Linked DNA regions of Mus musculus: region 1 is linked to region 2. Evidence: chromatin loops called from intact Hi-C (ENCODE). Cell type or tissue: gastrocnemius. All regions are shown on one strand.

Region 1 (5,000 bases), 280 kb before region 2:
GGAGGAGGGGAGGAGGGGAGAGTGCAAAATGTCTGAATTATATAGGGAAGAGCCTCTGGGGAGATTTCAAGGGTGTTCATGAACTCCTAGGTGGGTTGAGAGGTTTTAATTTCTTGATGGGTATAGTAGTTGGGATTAGTTAGGACGCAAAGCCTCCCATGAGACACAACTCAAGAGAAACGGCCCATGTCCTGTCCTTTGCTAGATGCTGTCCAAACAGTCAAAGAGGCAGAATAATGACGTCAATCAGTGCGAGTTGCATGGGTGTGGGAGTGGGGCACAGATGGCTACATTAATGATGAGTCTGTAAGGACACGTCTTCTGTTGTTTGATTTCTCCTTTCAAGACTTTTTAGAAAAAGTTAAGAGTTACCTCGTTCTTATTCAGAGCACTTGACGACATCAAATATAGCTTTATCTCTGCCTTGTTTGTTTGCTGGAGAGGACTCTGGTAATTCAACTCAATGTCTAACACCTCAGCAGGAGAACCTGCTGTGGCAGCTGTTGCGATGTCTTCCCTCATCCTGCTCACGTCTGACATTTGCAAGGCAGGATCTGATTACAGCTAGCAACTTGAAATTAAGGGGACAGGGAAGAAAATACCAGGAGACGTGGAGTGAGCAAGGGGTGAGACAGGCTGCCGTGTGCTCCCATTTCAGTCTCCAAGAAGCAGGCTGGTGATCTGGATCCTGAGCCTCCCGCGGTGGCTTCAGATCTGCTCAGCTCAGCTCAGACTTCACACGGCGTCAACCCAGGGGTTCCTCTGAAGTGCCTAAAATCACAAGAGTACGTGAGTTCATTTACCAGAAGGTCTGAGAAGACAGAATGGGAGGAGCTAAGACATTATAATCTGCCATCGGAGAGCTCCACATACAAGTCACTGATCTATGCCCAGGATTCAACTCCATCAAAGTTTTCTCAAAAACTTAAAATTTGTTTCTACTTAGATGTACTTCTCCATCAGTTTTATGATCCATAACTAAATATTTAGCCATCATTTCTCCAGATAACCTGTGTAAATTTCGAGTTTCCCTTATGAAATCTTTAAGCCCAGGGGAAAAAAAACATAATACTAATCATACAAGAATACAGTAAGTATGTGCACAGATTGTCTTGTAACTCTCAAAGTGCGTTCACATAATACAATCACATTCCTGGGCCCAGCAGGGATGTCCAGCATCCAACCCTCCTCCTTTCTCCTGAAGTTTCTTTGTGCTAGTGATTGGTAAGCTGAGATTTTACATCCTTAGAGGTGATAAAAGTTAAATGAGAAACAGGAGGCTGTCTGTAGACGGAGATCAGACTCCAGGAAGGTTGCCTGCTGGGCCATTGTTCGTCTATCTCACCTTGGATAAGCACAGACAATGGCAGACCTCCCTTTACCGAAATGCATAGACTAATCCACACACCCAACTCCTATGGAGCTACTGTAAGGATCTAATCAGACAATAGGTGAGAAAATCTTGTCCAGCTGCCAAATGCAAAATAAATATTTTTAATATTTTTTTCTGCACTTCATCTTCTTTAACATTTCTGACCTTAACTTCAACAGAAGACTCCATCTACCAAAGAGTAGAAAAGACAGGTTTTTTGTTTTTTTTGTTTTTTTTTTATTCCTTAGAGCTTGCCCTAGTGGTCTCCTTTATCATCATCAAAACACAGAGGTTTGCATCTGGGAGCTATATACTTAAGTCTCAGTGGACTGGCAGCTGAGGTCAAGAGAAAACCAATATCCTATATGATCTTCACAAATATGGTTTTACTCTAATTTTATTTAATCGAATTAATTGATTGAATTTAATTAAGGGGGGGTTGAATCTAGAGTCTCATGAACGTCGGGTGAACACTCAACCACCGAGCTATATCACCAAACAATGTTTGGTATTTTTTGATAGCCAAGTCTGCGGGCAACCTACATCTAAACCACATTTGTACATTTCTGACTTCCACATCACAGTTTTTACCACTGAATCTGAAGCTCCGGGGTTGGTCCCAGAAGGCTGCTCTTTGTACAGAGCACACGGGCTAATACAGATATGCCACTAATGCAGGGACCCAGAAGTTCGTGATTGTAAGCAGGCATGTGTTCCTCATTTCCTCCCAGCAATGACAAGACTTCTCCATCAATCGCCTGCTAGAAGCAGGCATGAGGACTTATGTGAAATAAAGCAGCTGGTATGTAACATCTGCCTTTTCATGTTCGAAAGCACTTTGAAGTAATATTTTCTCCATACTCTTTAGTTGGATGGAACATTCATTCACAGAGGGGTTTCAGAAAATGCATTCCATCCCAGAGTTGTTCTGGTCTCTGCTGAAGAAATAAATCTTCTAAGCTGTGAAACTGATTGCCAACCATCACCCTTTAAAACAGAAGGAGGTTTCAACTCATTTTAAGTAATTCTACTAAAATCTCAAGGTATTAGCTAGTGGTCTGTATTATCTGCTGAAAGAAGAGATAAACATTTTGCCTCTGGTATCCAAAGAGTATAGAATAACATAATATATTTTCAGAAGCTATAGCATGTTCTTGGTCGGTTTCCTAGGGATACAGAATCGAAATGGACTAAGTTGACATCCATCTGTGGTACTAAGTAACCTTGGCTCTGGTCTAGGGCTAGAGGAGCTGGGAACAAACAGAGCATTGCATTCAGTCTGGGGAGGCAGACCATAAGGAAGGAGCTCACTTTGAAATTTCTAACCTATAGACTGACTTATTCCAAGTTGCAAAGAATAATTACCAAGGTTTACTCTAAATATACCATACCGAGTTTCACAATACTTAATCGTGGCCACATATGGGCACTTTCCCATGGCAGTTCCCATCTACAGTTGTAATTGATTTTCCCCAGAGGTACAGTCCTGTCCCAGGGTCATATTTGACCTTATTTCACAGTCGTGCCACCATCTGTAATGATGCTCAGAAAAAGCAGCCAATTGGGAGGTTTGTTTTCTGTTCCCTGTTAAGTGTTCTATCAGGCAGTGAAAGCAGTTTGAACTGGTTGGGGCATTACATCCCTTCTCTGGAGTCGACCCAGGGTTAATGGATACTCAGTTAGCTTGCAAGACTGCAAACTGATACCTGTGTGTACCAGCCAAAATGACATCCTATTTTTTTTTCCTTGTGGTGCTATTCATGTTTAGATTGTAATATAACGCTAGGAGGAAATTCTGCTGCAATACTTTTCATTTGTCTTTGGAAGAGCAGGCGGTTTGTGTATGCTGATGGAGGGGGTCCTTGCTACTTTGTTACTTTGTTGTTTTGAGGAAAATAAGGAGAAAACAGCAGCAAAAATTAAATGGGGGTGATCTGTTTTTAATTTCTATATATTTAATATCTATTTTCCTTTTGTATCTTGACGATATTTCACAGAGAACTCTACCTCCTCCGACCCCCACCCCCACCCCTAAATCCTATCATCAATGAAGAGTACATTACCGCTGGGGTCAGAATTAATTTGGCAGGTGTGTCCTGGGTTTGGTTTAGTTTTTTTCATCTTCTTTTTCCTGCTCATGTAAAATACTTTCTTAAAGAAAGATACTTGCTAAGTTTGAGCTTCACCTAAGCCAGCTAATTACTTACGAACTACGGCCTTGGCAAGAGTTGATAAAAAGAGTACCATCCATGCCGATCAGTGAAGAAATGGGTTCCACTTTGCTCATGCCAATGTTACTCCCTCTGAATAACACTGAACAACTCCCAGGAGCAAAAGTGGTACAAACTGTGTAACAGGCTGTGGAGAGGTGCCTTCTGATTGGATTGGACCAACAATAAAAATAAATAAATCAGGAAAGCAACTCTTCAATTTCCGATGACCTCCAGATGTCAGATTTTAATGCCAGTAAATAACAAGCAACTTGCAAAAGAAACTGTCTTGCAGTAAAGACAGTGACAGCAAAGCCCCTAGTTTCTTGGAAGCTTGTGAGTGCCAGGAGCACAGGACTTGGTTTTGAAATCCGAATCACATATTTGAGACAGCTAGTGTTCCCAACTTGAGCCTCTTGGCAGCTGTGCTAGCTGAGAGTGCACATAGCATTGGCGGATGGGAGCAAACAAGTTTGGGGCTAGCAGCACTCTTCACAGCGGCCAGTCAAGTGGCTGCTTCCAAAGGGTACATGACAGGGCAGTGCCAAGAGAGAGAAGGCACAGGCTGAGAGGGAAGAACCTGGGCCTTTCAGGGAGGTTGCTGTGTTGAGTGGCTTTTCGTTTTTGTTTTTTTAATATACAGGAGTATTTTCACTGAAGTCTTTCAGGGACAGAATGCCAGCAGTAAAGATCAGGTCAACTGGGATACAGGCAAAGGCTTGACAAGCATCTCTGCCTACACCCCATCTCCCCTTGACCTCTCTGCCTTGTATAGCCACTGTCTTTTGAAAGAGACTATATTCACCTGGAAGGGCAACAATGATAGAAACACACAACCCAAGGAGAAACCCAGCTCACAGGACAACTGGGAACACCTCTGCTTTTGTTCTGTCTTTCAAGTTCAAGAAATTCCTAACAGGAAACTATGTTTTGGTTGGGGTTGCCATTCAGGCTTCGTCCAATAAGATCACAGCTTTCATTGGCCACTTAGGTATGAGTTCACAATCTGACAGTGCTTTGTGGCACACACTATTTCAAATAAATGCTTTTGTTCATACGTGTGTGAAGGGGTCAAGAATCAAAGAGTGAGAACAATTTGTGTGCTTTCCCATAGTATAGCTGACCTACCTTCCATGTGTGGACATTTTAAAAAGGCATGGTAGCCTAGTCTGAAATGTTAAGCATGTATTAGACTGGACACATTCTTTATAGTCATCTTTCCAGATCACATAAAGGAATACGCCTCTCGTAAAATTATTTCCCAAGCAACCATATCTGCTTTTAGGAGCTACAAAAGCCTTGCTTGGCTGTCCATGTTCACCATCCAACCTTGTGCTTGGGATGTCTGCGCTCCGCCAGCCAGTTCAAATCAGGAGCAAGATGCACTGGAACCGGGCTCTGTTCTGCCAAGCAGATAA
Region 2 (5,000 bases):
CTGTTCCCCTTAAGGGAAGGGGACCAGGCCAGGAGACAGGTTTCTCTTCTCCCCAGGTCCCCCTGCACCAGCTGAAACAAGGCTGTCACCTTAAAAGCCCAGCTCACATGCTCAAGAGAAATGTTACCAAGGACACACAAATTTCCTGGATCATTTTCAATTACTGAGGGAAGGTGCCAGCTGTTAAAGAAAACTAAAAAAAAAAAAAAAAAAAAAAAAAAAAAAAACCAAAATACCCACAAAGGCTGTGAGATCTTTTCATTCCCGCTCTTGAGGTAATTTGTTCTGATTACAACTATTTCAGAAGACAAGATTACACACCAGGGAAGCACAGAGATGAAGAAAGGGAAAGCTCTCCCCTGCTGAGGCTGCACCAGCTCAGCGCCTTGTTTGGAAGCAAAGGCCAAATTCCCATTCCACATTAATGAAACCTTGTTAGCTGTGAACACTGGAGCTGAACTGAGCTAGTGAGAGAGATGCTGGGCCATCGGTACAGGGGAGAGGGGTGGGGCAGAGGAGAGAGGGGTGGGGGCAGAGGGGAGAGAGGCAGGGGGCAGAGAGGAGAGGGGCAGAGGAGAGAGGGGTGGGGGCAGAGGGAGAAGGGTGGGGGCAGAGGGGAGAGAGGCAGGGGGCAAAGAGGAGAGGGGCAGAGGAGAGAGGGGTGGGGGCAGAGGGAGAGGGGTGGGGGCAGAGGGGAGAGGGGCAAGGGGCAGAGAGGAGAGGGGCAGAGGAGAGAGGGGTGGGGGCAGAGGGAGAGGGGTGGGGGCAGAGGGGAGAGAGGAGAGGGGCAGAGGAGAGAGGGGTGGGGGCAGAGGGAGAGGGGTGGGGGCAGAGGGGAGAGAGGCAGGGGGCAGAGAGGAGAGGGGCAGAGGGGAGAGGGATGGGGGCAGAGGGGAGAGAGGCAGGGGACAGAGAGGAGAGGGGCAGAGGGGAGAGGGATGGGGGCAGAGGGGAGAGAGGCAGGGGGCAGAGGGGAGAGGGGTGGGGGCAAAGGGGAGAGAGGCAGGGGGCAAAGGGGACAGGGGTGGGGGCAGAGGGGAGAGGGATAGGGGCAGAGGGGAGAGGGGTGGGGGCAGAAGGGAGAGAGGCGGGGGGGGGGCAGAGGGGAGAGGGGTGGGGGCAGAGGGGAGAGGGGTGGGGGCAGAGGGGAAAGGGGTGGGGGCAGAGGGGAGAGAGGCAGGGGGCAGAGGGGAGAGGAGTGGGGGGCTGGTGCATTTGGAGATTATTGCTATTTTTATCTTCTTAAAGAATGGGAACTTTAATATTTATTAAAAATAAAACTTTTACCATTACATTAGATGAAGAAAAGACAAAGTTGAAATCCAACATCACTTAAATGGAAAAAAAAAAAAAAACCACGAACCAGGATTGCAAAGTAGTAGACTTAAATATCTGTGCTTTCAAATTTTCTCTACCCCATCCCAGATTCATGTTGCCAAATTTCTTTAGATTTCTCCAAGTCTCTCCTCCTATTGAGGTGGCATTTTCATGGTAGGCTACGGGTGGGCAATCTTGTTTACAAGGGGCATCTGGTTCTTACAAATCCTGTAAGACAGAGCAGACAATCAACCTTCCAGCTGGCCAAGGGAAAACAGCCTGTCTGCACTGAACAGATCCAGGCTCCATTAATGACTAGCATCAAGAAGAGACAAGGAACGCTGGCCCAGAAATGTACGCAGCAACATGATTGGCCCCACTGCTGTATTCTTGCCTTGGCATAACAACCACAGGATGGAAAACATCTGGAGCAAGCCACCCTTCTTGGATCTCTGCTAGAGATGAAGGCAGGAAACAGCTCACACCGGAGCTAGGTGTCCGTGTCCATCAGTGATCACAAGAGGTTTAAGCAAGCAGAACTCCTGTGTGAAATTCCATAACTCACACAAGGAAGCCCAGGGTCCAGCTGACCCAGAGCCAAGAAGAAAGTTCTAGAACTAAAGAGGTATGGTTGCAGAACAGCTTTTCCCTCTGGTGAACGGTCTGTGAAACCTCTAAGACTCTCCATAGCTCTACCCTCGCTGAGCACATAACTGAGGTCTTACATGGGAACTGTGTAGGAAGCTCAAGAACATGCCAGTGCATACAGGTGTGCCAGTGTTCATCCGATCCTTGCCCAGTGTGTTTTCAGTCTAATTATCTAACTGAGATTTGGTTGAGGAGTGGCACTTGTGTGCAAGTGTCTGCTTGTTTGCTTATATAAAAAGGCAGAACGTGCCCAGCCTTAGCATTTTAAAGTTATAGATGCATATAAGAAAAGTAAATGGAGAAGTGTTTCAGAATCACCAATTGCAGGACCCCGTGTTTTACAACGGAGGAATCCAAGGGAAACTAAGGTGTCTTTCATTCTGGCCTTGCTCCAGCCACGGCAGGGCAAAGATGGATCCCAAGCAGCGACCTTAGACAGCACTGACCCAAGCTGCAGGCTGTCGGGAGTGGGGTTGGAGATGCGACAAGAAAGATTCACAGATGAAGAAACAGCGTCACCTAGTGGCGATCTATCCGTTTCCAAGCCATCTTGTGATACAAAAGCGCTCTCTTTTCTGTACCCCAATTTCCCAAGACAACTAATATTTCAGAATGTTTTATCTTCGCGGGCTCTCCAAAGCTCAAGTGGGTTGCCATCCAAAACGCGTTGCCTAACACGTTTCCCAGCCTCTTATGCTACTTTCCAGGGTCGACTCGGCAACTATCTGCTTCAAGGGCCGTGTCCATTTTGCTATCGATCTCTGTGTGCATCTTGCTTCAATTCCGGACATTGCCCGGGGCGGTGCTGCAAACAAGCATGTAGCTGTGTCTTGGTCAAGTTTATTTGTTAGCTCATCTTTCTTGTTCTCAGGTGTTTGCTGCTTTCACTGTGTTTGAGAGGCCAGACCTGTTCCCACATCAGGACCCTAACTTTGGAGATAGGAAAACAAAACAAAATATGTTGTTGATGTTATTTTTCTTTTTTTAAGTATGTGCAGCATCTCAGGGTGATGGGGAGGAGGAAGCCCAGAGTCAAGAGTTCACTGAGAGCATCCACAGAGCCAATCTGCCACCATCTTCATGAAGTTCACCTGTATAAACTTACAAAGGATCTCCACAGCTGGGCTTGTTGACTCTTCCCCGTCCCTCATAGAAGGATGGTCAGGGAGGGTCACAGGACCATCACCTGGGTATCCAGCAACTCCTTCCAATTAGGCGTATGCTAGTCTGCCCTAATTGCACATGACATCAAAGAAGAGCTTGGCGTTTATAGACTGGAAAGGACTGGGGAGGGGTCCCACCTATAGCCAAAGGGGCAGTTACCATTCATGTTGGATACAGATATTCCAGTGTGGTGGCTTTAAGGCTGTACATGATCCTGTCTCCAAACTCCATTGCTCTGTCAGTAAGCCTAATAAATTCACAGATTGCCCCAGAGTCAATATTTGGTGGATCCATGCCTCCCTTTGTCCTTTGGACCTCTGTGGGAAGGGTAGACATTGTTTCTATCTCCCCAAGAGAAGACATTTTAGCAACACTGAGAAAGAAGCAAGAGCCCAGGAGGAAGCCAGGAGGGAAATGAGACAGAAAAGCAATTTAAAACCACAGTAGGAAGATGCTGAGATGCTATTCAGAAGAACTTGGCCTCAGTATACAATTAGATTCCACCAAATTATGTACCACGGCAAAACAACTGCATGCAAGACTCCAGAAAACACAATACTTTACTCACCCTAACCATTTAGAACTATTTCCTCCACAAAATGGTCCCTTCATTTAATAGCTAGAAAAACAGGACCCCTGAAGATGAGTTGTTTGTCAGGATTGGGGTGAGACTTTGTCTACATTGGGTCTATTGTGTTCTAATAAAGAACAGTTAAGTAAAACAAGAAATATTTTTAGGAGAATAAATTAATTTCAAGCCAGAAACTCCCTATGGTCATTCAGTTTTGTCCTTACTTATCTGCTGAAAATACATTTGCATATCCACATTGTCTATTGTAATTATATCATCCCCAAACAGAATGAGTCTGATTTCTAAGTGAAATAACTATTTAATAGATGCTACTCTTAAAATATAAATATAAGAAATATAAATATTTCCAAAGTAGATGATTTCCAAAAATAAAAGGAAGCAAGCCATTGTGGGCTGAAAGCAAGAGATCACTTAAAACATCAGAGGAGCATAGCTGTATATGAGCTTCTGGAAAGTTCTGACTCTGCTGGCTTCATAAAAGTGTTAGCCCCATTAGTGTCGGAGGTAAAGATAGTCAACAGGCAATGTTAAAATGTATTTGTAAGAGGAGCTCAGTACAGCTGCAGTTATATATGGCAAGGTCATCATGAAGCTCATTATTTTAGATCCTAACTGAAGAATTAATGTAAATTTGTCTAATAAGACAATCATGACTAATTCTAAGGGTGGTCGGTCAACACTTTCTCTTTCTGCAATGCTCATACAATTAGAATATTTGCTCACTAAAGTCTTGACAAAAAGGACAGCTCTGTCACTCCTGCTATGTCAAGTCTCACAAAGAAGCTCTGGGTCCCGTGACTTGCCTATACATAATGCAAAATGTGTGTCTGGGCTGACATTTTTCTTTAAATGAAAACCAGACATTTCTCACAGAGCTAAAAGCTAAAGTCCTATGATCCTGCACATTGGCTGATGCTATTACTGTAGCATTTTATGTTAAGGTGAGCATTCCATTCATTGGATGAACACCCAGTGGTTTAGGGAACTAGATGGGCTGTCATGACTCTGAAGCTGCCAGACCACAAAGTATAATAAGACTTGTACAGGTTCTCCTTTGCCCAGCTGGAAACAGCTGGCACACTGGAGTGTCTCATTTCTAAATTCTCCTAGAAGCATGGCTGCATGGACTGGCCAGAGGGAGGTGGAAATACCCTGAGGTCTGACTGATGTCTCCAACTCTGCTTTCCTACACAGCTCTCCTGGCTCGCTGCCCTCCGTGGAGCTGTCTTCAGACGCTGTGCAGCTCATGGAACCCTGGAGTATAGAAACATCTGCAGCC

The links. Peaks named below come from ENCODE experiments on the same cell type or tissue, not always from the same donor. Only the 100,000 strongest peaks of a DNase experiment are listed, where the experiment ranks them.
Region 1: it touches region 2 in a loop (2.4-fold over the local background); 2 of 42 quality-filtered maps call a loop at or near these places.

What each region holds. Positions count from the first base shown.
Region 1 is chr10:21,742,563-21,747,562 of GRCm38, reverse strand. No RefSeq gene overlaps it. Among named protein-coding and RNA genes, the nearest start is that of Gm5420, 54 kb to the right of the region's middle. In gastrocnemius, no CTCF peak of the experiment used is centred here; no DNase peak of the experiment used is centred here; H3K4me3 peaks cover 3,167 bases; H3K27ac peaks cover 5,000 bases.
Region 2 is chr10:21,463,010-21,468,009 of GRCm38, reverse strand. No RefSeq gene overlaps it. Among named protein-coding and RNA genes, the nearest start is that of Aldh8a1, 88 kb to the right of the region's middle. In gastrocnemius, a CTCF peak has its summit at 2,488 (motif pointing left); DNase peaks (open chromatin) are centred at 357, 1,642, 2,459, 2,729 and 1 more place; H3K4me3 peaks cover 480 bases.